2 separate regions of the Homo sapiens genome follow, and region 2 is linked to region 1. A link is a contact called in ENCODE Hi-C data. All regions are on one chromosome and are shown on one strand. Each heading gives the region's core, a stretch centred on a gene start or an enhancer-like site at or near the end of the contact. The rest is flanking DNA. Distances are from core to core; before and after follow the strand shown. Region 1 overlaps JUN-DT (JUN divergent transcript). Region 2 has its middle 20 kb from the start of HSD52.

The links. Hi-C counts contacts between places; a loop is a spot of excess contacts on that map. Pooled maps may share reads with other maps.
Region 2: a map of endothelial cell of umbilical vein shows a loop between it and region 1 (2.7-fold over the local background). The contact joins two enhancer-like sites. A Hi-C loop is called at or near these places in 3 of 168 maps with a recorded cell type or tissue (Calu3, PC-9 and endothelial cell of umbilical vein) and 1 of 50 pooled maps.

What each region holds. Positions count from the first base shown.
Region 1 is chr1:58,814,093-58,819,820 of GRCh38, reverse strand. The region is part of intron 1 of JUN-DT (JUN divergent transcript); the gene reads right to left. LOC101926907 (a long non-coding RNA gene) reads right to left here and starts at 5,381. Exons shown (of 2, transcript XR_246327.5): 1 at 5,309-5,381; 2 at 3,779-4,553. RefSeq lists silencers at 3,298-3,447, 4,260-4,459 and enhancers at 3,901-4,896, 4,897-5,728. Within about 2 kb of position 1,605, at least 3 of the 41 ENCODE cell types and tissues checked have a DNase peak (open chromatin) inside an H3K27ac peak, as active enhancers do; they include endothelial cell of umbilical vein, where a contact is called at or near this core.
Region 2 is chr1:59,124,257-59,129,909 of GRCh38, reverse strand. No RefSeq gene overlaps it. Among named protein-coding and RNA genes, the nearest start is that of HSD52, 20 kb to the left of the region's middle. Within about 2 kb of position 1,574, at least 2 of the 41 ENCODE cell types and tissues checked have a DNase peak (open chromatin) inside an H3K27ac peak, as active enhancers do; they include endothelial cell of umbilical vein, where a contact is called at or near this core.

The DNA of each region.
Region 1 (5,728 bases), core at 356-2,855:
ACCAGCTCTCCAGTGAGGTTGGTGGAGGCACGGAGCTGGAAACAAAAGTGCTGGAAAGACTTGTTTTGTTTCAAAACAAAATACTGAAAATGTCCCCTTGCTTTGATTTGTTTTGAATCATGATATTTTGCTTATTTTGAATTTGAAACTCATTAAAAGAGGATGTAAGGTTTTTGTGTTTATCTAGGGTGACTTGGATTATAAAAGAGGCAGAGAAACTCTGGGTGAGGCGATCTTAAAGTCCCCTCTGATCCTCACCTCCAGCTCTAAAATGACTGACATTTGGGCATACAGGGAAAAAGCAGAGAGGTGCAGCGAATCAGATACTGAACTTGAAGTCAGACCCAACTTCTTCCAACTCAGACTTTGCCACTCACTTTCTCGGCAAGTTAACAAGCGTCTTGGAGTGTCAGTTTCCTCTTCTATAATATGATCTTTTCCTCATAGCCTTATTTTGAGGTTTATTTGAAATAATGGATTTGAAAGCAACTGTCACATAGTAGGTGCTCAATAAATGTCAGCTGAGTATACTGTCTTTGTTCTCTCCATATCCCTGTCTCTAATCATAATAGTTTCCTTGTGAATACCTACCATCTGCTGAGTGTTGTCCACAGGCTATCTCTTTTACAAGCAGAAATTAATGATTTAATTCTTTGTTGTCAGTTGAGTTCATTGAATTGCCTCAAGGCGGTTCTGACCCTCAGAATAGAGACACAATGTTTGATGGGAATTTAGGGTATTCTGTCTGGAACTACACAGGTTTAAAATCTTTTGAAATTTAAAGTGGCTTTTTATTACTTTGGAAACCTATCCACTGCACGTTTTTATTTCTAACCATTATCCGTTTTCTCCCTTACTTTCCACATTTAACTCAAGGCTTCAAATACAAAAGCCAAGTTTGAAATAATCACAACATTTAAGCAATGAATGTAATGACAGCTTATATTTCCATGGCAGGAAGATGTACACTATATTTAATAGCTTTAGCCATTTACAGCAAAAATTACCACGGGGACTCCAAAGACAGAGGGTAGGAGGAGAATTCTGGGCCTTTGACTAAAGATGCCATAGTCATAAGCTGTTTTGGAAATGATTAAGTGATAAATACAGTAAATTTACCCTCAATTCTGGGAACCCCACAGTGCAGACATAATTCTACAGAAACAGAATTACTCTGCAAAGGCAGAAGTAATTATTATTATTGTTAAAAGGTCTAAACCTTAAGCCTGTGCTGTTTTATTCTCTTTAGCTGGAAGATCACTAAGTACACAGACGAGGGAACTTAGGTATGTGGAGCATCTATTAGACACCAACTTCTCTATCACTTAAAACCTAACCTCCCTCCACATTCCATGTAAGCACTTGGAACTGGACCCCCAAAAATTACAGTGAGGGAAACCAACAATCTTGAATATCTACGGTGTGCAAGCCACCTTATTATATAAAATATAGCATATGCATGCAATGCTTAATCATATATAAGGAATGCCAATAAGCTCAGAAAGGAACCCCTTGCCTTTGTTGAGGAGGCAGCTGTGTGTGGTATCATTCCTGGCTGCATGCCCATTGCCTAGCATTGTGTCTGATACATCCTGCAGGAATTAAGAATATGGAATAAGGAGCCAAACTTTGTAGATTCAAGTCCTACTTAGTAGCTGTGTGACTTTGGGTAAGTCATTTAACTTCTTCGTTCCTCAATTTCCTATTTGTGAAATGGGATGCTCTTAATACCTCTCTCATACTGTAATTGTAGAATTAAATGAGTTAATAAGGGTCAAATGCTTAAGACAGTGCTGGCAAACAGTAAGAGTTGCAAACATCATCACTTGTGGAATTGCTGGATAATGGGGACCTCACCATCACCCTGTGACATAAAGTGTAATAAACTCCTTTTTCCAGGTGGGGAAACTGAAGAAAGTACACCTGCCTGGTCATCCAGTTCTTAAGTGGCCTAAACAAGATTCCTACCTAGGCCTAACTAACACTAATAACAAAACATAGCATTTAATTAGTTTTTTTTCAAATGTTCTAGGCCTTTACAGATAGGCACATATTTACTTCTCACAACAATTATATGAGGTAAGTGTCAGTAACTCACATTTTACAGATGCAGAAACTGAGACTGAGGTTAAGTAATTTTCCCAAGGCCATATAGTCAGCAAATGTCAAGTGTGGGTTGTTTTGTTTGTTTTATATATTTTTTTCAACTTTTATTTTACTTTATTTTGAAACGGTGTCCAGCCCAGTGCCTAGGCTGGAGTGCAGTAGCAGGAACATGGCTCACTGCAGCCTCGACTTCCTAGGCTCAAGCAATCCTTCTGTCTCAGCCTCCTATGTAGCTGGGACCACAGGTGCACGCCACCATGCCTAGCTAATTTTTAAATTTTTTGTAGAGATGAGGTCTCACTTTGTTGCCCAGGTGGGTCTCAAACTCCTGGCCTCAAGCCATCCTCCCCCTTCTGTCTCCCAAAGTGCTGGAATTAAAAGAGTGAGCCACTGCACCCGTCCCAACTTTTATTTTATAATTGGGGGTACATGTGCAGGTTTGTTACAAAGGTATATTGCCTAATGCTGAGGTTTTTAGTATAATTGAGCTTGTCACTCAGATAGTGAGCATAGCACCCAAGAGGTAATTTTCCAGCCCTTGCTCTGCTCCCTCTCCCACTAACTCTAGTAGTCCTCAGTGTCTATCATGTCCACCTTTATGTCCATGTGTACCCATTGTTTAGCTCCTGCTTATAAGTGAGGATATGTGGTATTTGATTTTCTTTTCCTGATTAGTTCACTTAGGATAATGGCCTCCACCTGCATCCATGTTGCTGCAAAGGACACGATTTCATTCTTTTTATGACTGCATAGTGTTCCGTGGTGTGTATGAGCCATATTTTCTTTATCCAATCCACCATTGACAAGCACCTGGGTTGATTCCAAGTTTTTGCTATTGTGAATAGCACTTCGATGAACATAGGGATTCATGTGTCTTTCTGGAAGAACCACTTATTTTTCTTTCGGTACAGACCCAGTAATGGGATTGCTGAGTGGAAGGTAGTTCAACTCTGGGTACTTTTAGAAAACCCAGGCCAGAGAACCTGACTGTCCCCTACATGGAAGAAAAGGGCCAGGTCTCTGGAACCTGAAATTCAGCTAGCTGAGCTGCAGATCTGGCTGGCGTTCCTATGGCCAGAACTTGGACCTGAGGACTGTACGAGGACTGAGGATTGAGGCTGGGTCTCTGGGGCCGCCTGGGGCTCTGGGGCCGCCGGTGGGTTAGCGGGCCTGGAACACGGGTGTGGCCCGCAGCGCCAGTTTACAACGGCCGGCAGGACCGCAGGGAGGAGCAAAAGCAGGAAGTGCCGCGCGCGCTCGCACCGAGGGAACCCCGGCGGCGCCCCGCCTTTGCCGGCGTCTGGGCTCTGTGCCCGCCGCCCTCCCCGGCCGTTCGCCCGCGAGTCCCTTTCGCTTTTAACCCCAGCCGCGCTGATTGCCTGCGATTACTCAGAATCGCCCCCACTTGGCTGGCTGAGCGACAAAAATCAGCAGTAGCTGTCCGAGGAAAGCTCTTCGCAAACCGGCGCCCCCACCCAGCGGAAACACCCCAAGCCGGATCCCAGAAATCTCAGTCTTCTCCCAACCCCGGCTCTGCCTCTCTCTCTCAATGGGACTCGTCCGGGTCTCAGTTTGCCCATCTGTGCAGACGGTGTGAAGAATTTCTGCACAATCGAGAAAAAAAGGTGTGGAAACAGCCGAAAATAATTTTGATCCGAAATAACTTTGAGAGTTTTATAGTCTAATCGATTATTGTTTTAATAAGAATCTGTATTTTTTCATGCAAAAAGGAGTTTAACTGTCACCCAGGAAAATTCGCCTGTGGTTGGAGTTGCCCTGTGCGACACGCCCAGGGAAGCGCTGGAATGTCCCTTTCCGCTCCCATCTGTCTGTTAACCTGTAACCCGTTGTGCATGTATTTGATTCTTCCCGGTTAGAAGTTTTACAATCTCGGTGACGATAGGTGGGTTGGGGAGAGACTGGGTTTTGCAGCCAGATATTGGGTTACAATATCTTGCTGTACCATTTTTTTGCCTGTGGGACCTTGGTCAAGCCATTTCAACGTGCCGAGCCTCAGCCTCCCTTCTATAAAATGGGAAGAAGGAATCTCCTGCAGGGTTTCTGGGAAGATTCGGGCTGCTGTCTCTCTAGGGCCTACCATGTTCTGAGTGATCAGTGGAGAAGGGTGCTCATGGGTGGGGACTCCGACGGTCTGAGCCTGGATTTCTTCCACCTGCTCCTCCTTTTGGCCCCGTGGCTCCCCGGCCCTGCGAGAGGGCTGGGGCGTGGCGGGCTCCGAGCCTCCCGAGGCCTGCGTAGCGGCCGTAGCACCAGTTCCCGCCTCCCCCGCGGCCCGGCGCTGCGGGCGGGACCTGCGGCGACCTGTGGGCGGAAGTCTGTGGCTTTATTTACACAGAGGGCAGCCCGTGGAGGCTAGCCTTGTAAGGACGAATCGCTGGCGGGCCTGTGGGGGAGGCCAGGAAAGGCGGCCTTCGCCTGATAGGAATCTGTGAATAAATAAATACGTGAATGGAAGAATGCATTGAAATTCCCTCCTAGGATCACAGAAACGCATTCCAAAGGCAGCCTCAGAATCCGCCCACTCGCCCCCATCCCATTTGAGGATCAAATGATTCAAATGAGTTATTGCCAGGCCAGGCCTCCTGCCTCCCAGACCCCGCCGTCCTGGGGCTGCCTTTGGGGCGCGACTTCAGGGCTAGGAGTGAGATCTTGGGGCTAAACAAAGGGAAAGGGAACCCCGCTTTGCTCAGCACCTGCCATGTGCTAGGCACCTTTCCTATGTCACTTCATTGACTTTCATTCCCACGACGCTTTGGGGTAGGCACCGTCTTCCCACTTTCGTCTGGGAAAACTCTGGGTCAGATAGAAGTCACTCGCCCAAGAACAAAAGCGTGTGGGTGGAACAGCTTGGATTCAAATACAAGTCTGTCCTGAGCGCCTTTCACGCCACCGCGGGGCCCGGAGGAGGCGCAGGGGCCAGGAAGAGAAAGCGCGCTGGCGAGGACAGGGGAGCGGCGCGACTGCCCAGCTGCGTTTCCGGGTACCACCCCTTCCCGCGGTGTCCTTCGCTTGCCCGCTGGATCGCCAAAGCCTCTTCCAGCTCCACCCGTCAACTCATTCGCCGCCGCCCGGCCCGCTCACTCTCCTGATTTAGCAGCCAGAAGCCCCACGCCCGGTGACCACCGACCCAGAGCCCCTGGTCATGTCATAGCCAAAACCAATGTAGTCCTGGAGGACTTACAGGTGCACCCAGGGTGCGTATTTCTCCTGCCTCCACCTGAGTCCCGGCTCCGCATCCGGTCCTGGAGCAAAGGAAACTAACTGGTCTAGGCGCCTCTTTTCCCGGCAGGGCCCCACCCACGCCCACCCTGCCGAGGCCCCAAACAGGTTTCTTCACTTTCCCTGGCCCAGCTCCTGACCCGGGGCAGGAAGGAAGCCGGTTGCTCAATGTGCTGGAGGCTAGTTTTGGTTCTCAGGCCACCTATTGACCAGCCAATCAGTCAGGTGGGCCCAGCTCAAGCCACCCTGCAGGTACAGTGACTTGAGCACCTAGGACCACTCAACAAATCCTTAGGGGTCCTCACGCAACACAACACGTGGGCTCTATGTGCAGCCTGTGAGCGCCAGATCCCTTGGGAAAAATGAGCTGGATGAAGCCGGC
Region 2 (5,653 bases), core at 325-2,824, 310 kb before region 1:
CTTCTATTATAATGTACATGAATGTTTTAGTGTGTTCGGGCTGCTATGACAAAAATACCATAAACTAGGTAGTTTGTAAACAATAAACATTTATTTCTCATGGTTCTGAAGGCTGGGAAGTCCAAGATCAAATGCCAGCAGATTTGGTGTCTGGCAAGGGCATGCTTCCTCATTGATCTCACCTCCTAACTGTATCCTCACATGGTGGAAGGGACAAAGGAGCTCTCTTCAGTTTCTTTCATAAGGACACTAATTCTAATCATGAGGGCTCCACACTCATGACCTAATCATCTTTCAAAGTCCCCACCTCCTAATACCAATACTAATACCAATACCAATACTAATATTTTGAAGGTCAAGATTTCACCATATGATTTTGGGGGCTAGGGGCACAAACATTCATACCACAGCATCACATTTTTTGGGGTTATCACTATTACTTTATTTGTTCTTTTTCAAAATCCTGGTGTTCAGTAAAAGCAAAGCCAGACTCTTGATGTGATGACAGTGCTATGTGTAACACAAGTATGGACAAAGCCCTTTGGTAATAGAGAAAAAAATGTAACAACAACAAAATCCCACCAGGAAGAGTGGGGAAAGGTGTCACTGAAATGGGATACCTAAGATTTTGCCTGGGCCTTGACTGGGAGAACAATGACGGCAAAGCCTTCCAGGCAGAGACACACAAGAGCCCAATCCGAGAGGCACGAAACCATGTGAGCTGTGGTGCGTCTGCAGCAGGATGACTTCCTTGGTGTTCAGACAGTTTATTCCATCTTGGGAGGGGGCACCAGAAGCACAGTCTAAGGAACAGCCTGGATTTAGCTCTAGTTGGGGAGCAGCCATGGGGAAAGAAGGCAAGAAAGCTACAATGGATAGTTTGCACATTGTTTTCATCTGACCTGCTGTGGAATGTGGCTCATAACTCATCTGCATATGCAGCTATTGAGGTGGACAAAGGAAATCCAGCCAGTGGAAATTCCTGGGAATCCATAATGAGGCCCAAATAGGAAATGCCAGTGAAGAGATTTTACTGGTGCCAACCCCAAATACCAACGTTCATGCTGTGTTCAGAGAACCTTCATTGCTTGTCAACTTTAGATGAGACATTTTGGCAAATGGTAAATCAATAATAATTGGGGTCCCATTGATATTATCCTTTCCAACCCTTTGCATGTAACTTGATGCTTCAGGAAGCTTTGAGTCAGGGATGATTATTCTAATTTTACGGATCTTAAATTGAGGCTCAGGGAGGTTTGGTAAATTCTTCAAGTTCACACAGCTAAGGGAGACAGGATGATATCATAAAATAATCCTTTCAGTTGGAATGATATAGGCCTGTTTTAAAATCTCTATTCCATGACTCACTATTTGGGTGACTTTGGGCAATTTACTTTCCTCTCTGCATTCATATTCCTATCTGTAGAATGTAGATAACTTTACTTCACAGAACTGTTGGAAGCATGGAATGAGATTATATATGTTGCCTACTTGCTACCCATATCCCCCTTCTTCCTCAGTGACTCATGCCTAATTTAGGGTGGAGGAGGCAGCACATACACCCTATTAAAACATTCAATTTTCCAGTCTCCCTAGCACCTGGGGGTGGCCACATGACATTGTTCTGGCCAATGAAATGTAAGCATAAGTCTCAGGGAAGGGTTTCTGGTCCTGAATAAGAAAGCTAAACCTTTTTGGTAAAAGCCTTTCTTCTCCTTTTCTTCCTTCTTGGAATAGGGAAAAGAGACCTGGAGATGCAACAGCTGTCTTAGAAAAACGATGAGTGGGTCTTTGGTGGTATTGTTGGACTGCTTTTCTTGGACTCCTCACGGCTTGAGACAAGTGGACTGTAGGTAGTTGAAGTGATTTGCAGCTCACCATATTTCTGGCTGATGGAGTAATTAAGGCTTTGACTCATCATACATACTCAATGAATAGCAGCCATTTTGATCAAGGCAGGGACCTTTCTCTGAACTGTGAGAATTTAATTCCCTGCACCCTACACATAAAACAGCATTAACATGCCCAACCATCCCCACCGACACTACACAGCACTCTTCTCTGTTCTCTGCCTTGCTCACCTCCAAAGTTGGACACACAGCCCTCTCCACCTGCAGATCAGCATCAGTTTAAATGAGATAACATGTAAAATCCATAGCACAGTGCCTGGCAAACAAGTATAAAACAAATGGGATTGTCCTTTTTTGAGACAGAAGGTTTTAAAGCAACCTCTGCAAATGAGCCTTCCTGCTTAACAAACATGTATGAAAAATTTTAGAGGGCACTATGACCTGCAAGATAAAGAAACTGAAGCAGTTTTGCATGGCATTCAAATCTCCAACCTATGCCTAGAGCTCTGGGCTCCTCTTCCTGAGTCCATAGATAATGTCCCCTCCCCTAAAACTCCCCCAAAAACTCACAGGAAAGTTTTTGTCCCCATCTGGTATTGCACTCATCTAATCATAGTCATTGTGGTTGCCCTTCCCACTGAAGGTGAGAAGTACATCTCATTTTTCTTTGTAAGAATTGTAGATCAGCCTCAGTTTAAATGAGATAACATGTAAAATCCATAGCACAGTGCCTGGCACTGATATTTATACAAAATTTGTACAAAAATTATACAAAATTTGTATAAATTTATGGAGTATAAGTATAATTTTGTTACATGGATATATTGTGTAGTGGTGAAGTCTGGGCTTTTAGTGTATCGATTACTGGAATAACATACATTGTACCCATTAAGTAATTTCTTATTATCCACCCCCCTGCCACCCCACACCTTTCTGTGTCTTCAGTGTCTACTATTCCAGACTCTAAGCCCATGAGTACACATTATTATGTTCTCACCTGTAAGTGAGAAGATGCAGTATTTTTCTTTCTGTGTCTGAGTTGTTTCACTTAAAATAATGGCCTCCAATTCATGTTGCTGCAAAAGACATAATTTCATTATTTTTCTTGGCTGACTAGTATTCCATTATGCATATATACCACATTTTCTTTATCATTTTTCCTTGACCCCCTAGTAACCCTGCACAGTACAGGTACTCAATTGTTATTATCAAATGACTAAATATGGTTCTAGTCTATGCCTAGGAGTCTATTCACATGAAGGTTTTAGCTGTTTCCTGAACACAGCTCAGCATTTCTATGCCTCAGTACCATTGAACATGCTATTCCTTTGGCTTAGAATTCTCCTCATCCATTTTATCCCTGCAGGACTCCTACTCATCCACACACACCACCTCAAATGTCACTTCTTCCAACTCTCTCAGTTGCTCTCTCCCCTATACTCTTAAGGCATCTTATACTTATTTCTACTACAGCACATAACTCACTATTATTGTGAGTCATCTACATGCTTCTCTTCCCTGCCAGACTGTGAGCTCTTAAAAACATTTACTATTTTCTTCTGTCAATTGTATTCAATATACGCCTGGCATATGGTAGATATTGAGAATTTTGGTGAATCTGGTTGCACAAAATTTACAAAACATTCTGGCTTTCAGTTGTTGCCACCCCTATTCCTGTAATGAGACTTGTAATATCAGGGATTATGGGGGAAAGTGAAAGGAAATGATCCTTTATTCAGCGTCTACTATAAACCAGGCATTTTTGTTGTCCAAGTTGCTTCCAGAAAAAGCATGAAACATGCTCTCAAAGAGCTGTGACTTCATTGTGGAGATACACTATACTTACACAAATGTTTTAGAGGTTGGTGCCTTTTTCACTTTGAATCACACCTCCTGGGGTGACCGACTCACTACACATCCATGGCTTTAAGAATTTCAGGTGCCCCCCCAATGGCCCTGTCTGTATTGTGACCTCTTAACCCACAGAGACACCAGAGCCTGACCCAAGCTACCTTAGTCAGATTCTCTTTAGTAGAAATATGAAAATTGGAATGAGTTGCTGAAGAGATTGGGAGTTGCTGGGGAAAGAGTCATGTTTGTGGCAGTCCTCAAGGGTGAAAGAGAGACCATGAAGAATTTCAAGAAACCAGAATTGCCCTGGGTCCTCCTATCTTGGTAGTTCAGCATTTCCTTTGATTCTCTGAGACACCCCCAGCATTCTTCCAATAAATGTTTCCTTTGCTTAAGCAAAAGAACTCCATTTTAGATGCTTACAAGTAAAAAAAAAAATATGACCAATGTAGTCCAAAAGAATTTCCTGTTTTGTCTCTGAGTTGGTTAGGATTTGCATCAGCTGCAAGTGATAGAAAATTCAAAATAACGATGGCCTAAAAAGAGTACAAGTTTATTTTTCTCAATGAAATGTAGGCAACCAGGTCTAGTTGCCTAGTTCTCAGGGATTCAGGTTCCCTCAGGGATTCTTGTTCCACCAGTCTCAGGATGGAGCTTTCATCTTGTGGACCAAGATGGCTGCTCAAATTTCAGGCATCATGTCATTACTCTAGCTTACAGGAAGGAGGAAGACATGCTCCTCCCTCTAAAGATGTATCCCAGAAGCTGAACACACCATTTCTGCTTAGTTACATAACTCCCATATGCCAATTATCTTCCATTTGCCTCCCCAAATGCACTGCCTACTCCTCGTCGTCTGCTGTCTGTCTTTGTGGGTTGGCATGTGTCAACCACATCAGTGGGCTATTGTAACCTTTGGTTTCTATGGTTCTAGCTCAGACAGTAGGGATTCTAGCAGGAGATCAGAAAAAGAGAAGAGTGAGGTCAGGGTATTTATTTTTCTGGATCCCTCCCATCAAGGTTGCATTGGCTGGCTCTGTCCCTCAACTCAAGATAACTGATCCTTGCAAAATGAATGGCACTACTTGACTCTCTCTTTTTCCAGGTTCTGGTAACTCTTCCTTCTCTCCATCCCATGCAGCCCCAAAGGAGTTAACAACAGCCTGGCTGACATGAGCTTTGCTTACTACACTACTCTTAAAGTTTCTCCATACCCAATCTCAGTCATTAGCCCCTTTATAAATCAATCTTCTTGGAGTTATTCTACTTTGAATATATCATCTATACTATGTGGGGACTTTGACACATCCATTTAAGTATAAGGATTTTATTATGGGCCATGTACTCAACCTAAAAACTGAAGGCTGTGTTACTAAAAAAGAGGAGGACCAATATTATAGGATGATTAGCAGTCTTTGCCACAGTCCCATCAGTCTTTCATGATCAGTTCTCCTGTTTTTTATGTCTACTTTTTATAGCTTGAACCTTCTATTCCCTACTGTTAATATCCACAATAGAAGGAAATCAACATCTTTCTTACCTCATACAAGATTGTAAGAACCTACAGATCCACCTCTATATGGGAGAGTTATAATTGTTGATTAGTCCTGTTTGACCCAGGCAGGGTAGTAAAATCAACATATGCTCAGTGAATGTATGAATGACATGATGGAACTATGTTTTCATTTTTTTCAATTGAAAAACTGGTATATTGTACCACAAAAAGGTTTAACTCCCTTCTAGCTCTGATCTCCAAGTATTATTTTGTCAGTTCTATGTCACAATATTCCATGAGTCATAGAAAGAAATATAGTAACAGTGGAGATTAGAGTCCAGATCACATAGCTGGGGAGACAGACCCAAGAAGGAACCTGACATGGTGACCCAGACAGAGCCAGGAGAGAAGCCATGAGCTTAGCTCACACAGATTCTGACTGTGAGAAGAGGCAAGA